Regions from separate parts of the Homo sapiens genome. Here region 2 is linked to region 1. Evidence: chromatin loops called from intact Hi-C (ENCODE). Cell type or tissue: sigmoid colon. All regions are shown on one strand.

The links. Peaks named below come from ENCODE experiments on the same cell type or tissue, not always from the same donor. Only the 100,000 strongest peaks of a DNase experiment are listed, where the experiment ranks them.
Region 2: it touches region 1 in a loop (2.5-fold over the local background); 2 of 110 quality-filtered maps call a loop at or near these places.

Annotation. Positions count from the first base shown.
Region 1 is chr2:168,704,603-168,707,102 of GRCh38, reverse strand. The region is part of intron 6 of CERS6 (ceramide synthase 6); the gene reads right to left. Among named protein-coding and RNA genes, the nearest start is that of CERS6-AS1, 81 kb to the left of the region's middle. In sigmoid colon, CTCF peaks have their summits at 1,137 and 1,340 (motif pointing right); no DNase peak of the experiment used is centred here; H3K27ac peaks cover 1,297 bases.
Region 2 is chr2:168,638,259-168,640,758 of GRCh38, reverse strand. All of the region lies in intron 4 of CERS6 (ceramide synthase 6), which reads right to left. Among named protein-coding and RNA genes, the nearest start is that of MIR4774, 57 kb to the right of the region's middle. In sigmoid colon, no CTCF peak of the experiment used is centred here; a DNase peak (open chromatin) is centred at 1,058; H3K27ac peaks cover 360 bases.

The DNA.
Region 1 (2,500 bases):
TAGCCATTCTCAAATCTGACATCCCCACTGTTCATCAAATATGCACAACAGGCTATCCTACTTTACAGCAAAGATAGGCAAAGGGCCAGATGGCCATATTTGGGTTTGCAAATAAAGTTTTATTGGAATACAGCCACGCCCATTTGTTTTCTTATTGTCTATGGCAGTTTTCTTGCTATAGTGGCAGAGCTGAGAAGCTGCAACAGAGATTACACGTCCCCAAAAATTAAAATATTTATTACCTGGTCCTTTACAGAAAAGCTTTATGCCCTGCCTTAGAGTCACATCAAAGGACATATGGGAAAGCATCATATTGGAAAAGTCATATTATCTAAGATGTGGCAATGGCATAGGCTCGTGGCTAACTTCAACACATTTGGGTCAGACCAAAAAATGTGTCAAGAGATTTAATTTTCATAGCTGTCCGGATGTAATCCATTCAATATTACTCTCAAAATTCAGATAAACTATAAAGAAAGAGAACCATCAAAATTCTCATGATCAAGTATAACCACAGCTTTAAAACAATTTGAAAACCAAGGAGACTTCACAAGCTTTTAAAAGTAAGATGCTTCTTTGGATTCAGTATTATTTTCTCTACTGCTAGATGTGCCATTACTTTATGGCTTCTAGAAACATATAGAAATGAAATAACCATTGTATAAGCAGAGTTTACCCAATCTTTCTCCTGTGCAACATTTATGGCCCCATTTCAAGATCAAGAACTCATAATCTTGTCTACTGTGAATTATTTAGTTAATATTTAATCTTTAGTTATTTTATCACCATGGAAAAGGACACAATAAAATTTTATTTGCACAATAGAAAACAGTAAGATAGTGCTGTTGGTTAGCTTCTGATGGGCCTGGCCAGAGCATGGAGCTTGATTTCCAATGCCCTGGAGTCCTCCTTCATGCCTCCCTTCCTCTCCCCATCAAAAGCACACTCTCCAAATACACTCTGCTTTCAAATGATGTAGATAGTTTTCTTAATTGTACATATGTCTTTCTATTCATTGAACTTTAGATCCTCAGAAGCTCTCTATCACTACGAGCCTTGCTAAATCACAAGTGCCTGGAGATGAAAGTCTTTAGACACACCTTCTGGGTTCTGTTTAAATTACCCTTGGCTCAATCACACTAGTTTGCACAGCTTTTAATGGGGAAAGGTCACTTCTGAGACATTTAAAACATACTCAACCTAACAGTCTTAAGTGATGCAAGGGTTAGCAGAATTAACTCTCCATTTTTTTTTTGTTGTTGCAATAACCCCTGGAACAGAGACATAAATACCCTTTATGATATCAAATAAACCCATTCGGGCTGAAAACATCCAGAATGATCAGTAGGGGGCAGATTGTGTTCTACTAAAATCAGAAACATCCCAGGACTCAAAAGCCATCATCCATTTACTATAAAGGTCTTGAGGCCTAAATTGACAATGGGTAACCAGGGACTCAATTTTGTGCTTTAGATAGAAGATGGAAAAAGTCTTCTTCAGGTCAACCAGGTTGGGATGGCATGTAAATTGTCAGGAGGGGTTTGGGGAACTCTTGTCATCATCCTCAGCCTTATCCTCCACATTCTAACTCCTCTTTCTTCAACTGCCTGAGCTTCCTACTCCCAACCCCTCACAAACATACAGAATTCTAGCTGCAGAATTTCCTGGAAGCTGCTTCTTGTCTCTATGCAGACCTCTGGCCATGCAGGTTTGTTTTTGTTTTTGTTTTTTTTTCTTCTGGCTGTGATGCTTGCGTTTTCTCCTCTTTTGGCTCCTGGCCCCATCCCACCTTGACTACCTGGTGAATTCCTATTTACACTCTGATTTGCCTAATTCTCATGTGCCAAAGGCTCTTCTTTCTGACACTGTCATTTATTCTTAACAACAACCCTATAAAGCAAGTATGACTTTGAAACTCTATTTTACATAGAAACTGAGGCACGGGAATGCCACATCATTTTCTCTAGTCACACAGTAAGGACGGGCTAAGCCAGCTCTGAATCCAGTTGTGTGACTCCAGAGCTCAGGTATCTAACTACCATAGCAGGTTGCTTCTCAGAAACGGACGTGTGAGGAAAATGACTCTGAGGAAGGAGGCAGGAAAGAGGAGACACTTTGGAAAACACATATAAGTGACAGACTAACAAACAGAACAAGGTCTACTCCTGGAAGACAGGAAGAGATGGGGATCAAGAACAAAGGTGCGGCCGGGTGCGGAGGCTCACGCCTGTAATCTCAGCATTTTGGGAGGCCGAGGCAGGCAGATCACAAGGTCAGGAGATCGAGACCATCCTGGCTAACACGGTGAAATGCCCGTCTCTACTAAAAATTAGCCGGGTGTGGTGGCACGCACCTGTAGTCCCAGCTACTTGGGAGGCTGAGGCAGGAGAATCGCTTGAACCCGGGAGGTGGAGGTTGCAGTGAACCAAGATCACGCCACTGCACTCGAGCCTGGGCGACAAAGCGAGACTCGTCTCAAAAAACAAACAAACAAAAAGAA
Region 2 (2,500 bases), 66 kb after region 1:
CTTAATGCAACATTCCACTTATCACAAAGCCTCATATTATATAAGTATTTTTAGACAAAGCTTAACTTCTCTGCTAGATTACAAAATCCCTGAAGGCAGGAGCCATAGCTTCCTACATCTGACACCATGTCTTGTGCATCGATGCTTAATAAATGTCTGCTAAATTGAATTAGGCTCCCATGTTACTGATGATACCAGGGAAAAGAGCAATAATAGCCTTGGCACCACAAGGTTAGTGTCTCAGACTGTTTCATCCATGGTGCCCACAATCACTGCTGTCATAGGATGGGTGCTCAACAGATTCTTAAAGAAAGAATGAACAAATGAACAGAGATCAGTATCTCCCACCAGTATGAACAGAAGCTCTTTGGAAATAGCCAGGAATGGAACACCCTTTAAATCCCAGCTTTTCCTACTTGAATGCTTTATGCCCACATTTCCATTCAGCAACATGCAGGGACTGCTTTGTATGGCAGCTATAGGATTAACAGACGTTATTAAGTTGTTAAGGTAAAGTACACGGTCCTAAGGGCACAGAAATTTGATGTATGTCTAGATATGTAAATACTTACATCACTATCCATATCGAGAACATTGCCAGCACTCACTCCAGCAGTCTCTCTTTACCCCACTCAGGTAAAACTACCTCTATCAATATAGATTAATTTCTATGAGGGAAAAAGTTACTTTATCCTTTTCACTCTTCACTTCCTTGTGGAAGCCTACATTTCTTGGGCACAAAATGGTCACCTTGTCTGTGCTTTGGAATAGTCATTCCAAGATAACTAGTATCACCAGATTTTTGACTAATAAATCCTAAGCAATGACAGCAACGGCCCCTGTCAAGCAGGCCTATTCTCATGTGCATTAATAAATGAGAAGGGAGGCAAACATAAACAAAACAAAGCACAAACACTAAGCCATTTGTCCCACCTGACAGCAGACCCAGTACCAGATACTCCCTGAACTAGAGTTCCCCTGGAACCACACACAGAGCTATAATCAGAGCATGAGCTGGTCCAATCGGAATTCCTGCTGCTCTGCTCCACATCAAGTACTTGTCCTAAGCACCCCACCCCCATCCCAAACACACCCAGACAAGATGAGGCCCTTCCCTGCTGGGAAAGAACACTGGCTTCACAAGCAGAAGTAGAACATCTCATTACTTCCCCCAGAAAGCTGTTCTTAAGTAAAGAACATCTGGTTTGTTTCATTATTGTTGTTGATGAGGAAAATGTTCTATTATGGTGATCATGGTATGTGAACGCCATTAGCTTTCAGATTTTAGAAAAAACACACTTGAGTAATGCTTTCCTCGCTAAATTCAGTAAATCATTTTTCTTTCTGTGTCAGAGAGGTCTCTGATGATGGTTCAGCTAATGCAGAGTGAATGTGCAGGTACAGATTTTGATACATGGATCAATACTTCCTATCAAATTACCTGAATCTTCTGGGAGTTACTAGTTTTCTATTTCCCATGGTAGAAACAGGAGGTGAATACTAATGCAACTCCCTTCTCAGGCACTGCCTCCGGCCAAAGGAAGCCTGTAAAGCTAGTTTTGTCACAGCATATAAATTAGACCAATGTTTTTCATAGTCAAGTTCAACTCTAAACTTTTGAGTAGAAGTCTATGCCTTCAGGGGACTGTCTAATAATGAAAATCATATTTAAGTGAGTGTTATTTTGGTAGACTCTGACATGCGTTCTTTTTTTTTTATTTCTAGAGTTTCTACAAAGTTGCTATGTTATCAAGTGAGCTGAAAAAATAAGATTTATGGTTTTATAAAACACCAAATCCAGAAACTCTTGTATAATTACAAAAGAGCAAGAACTCAGAATGCAGCAGCCACCATTTGCTCTTGGAGTTCAAGGAATCCCCAATATCTTCCCCAAAAATCTATACTTCAGCTTTATGAAGTCCTAAAGTCTGTATACCTCACAGCCTGAAGAAAGCTGTCAATCTGAAATGCCATTCTCTCAAGACACAGCCTAAACACAATGCAGCAACAACATGAGGAAAGGCTTCTCAATGCTCTTTACAGAAAATTTTATAAAACCAAAATCAAAGTATGGCATACCACTAAACAAGAAGCTATAAGCAATAATCTCAGTGCTGATGAAATACCTTTATCATCTGAAAAAGTTTTTAATTTATTCTGGGCAATGGACAATGTCAAAGTATATTTCCTTAAATGTCAAAATATAAAGTCCAAATTAGCTTCAAAAAAAATCCCTGAATTGAATTTTTGTTTATATATTTTAATTGATATATAGTAGTTGTACATGTTTTGGGGGTAATGTGTTTTATTTTTGATACTTTTTTTTTTTGATACGATGTGCAATGGTCAAATCAGGGTAACTGGGATATTCATCACCTCAAACATTTTTCTTAGTCCAACCAGTTTCTTAATGTGAATAGTATATAGATGGTCTGCTAGTTACATTGCAGAAAATAAATTCATAACATAGAAGGAGAGAAAAAATTGTTCTGTGGAATGA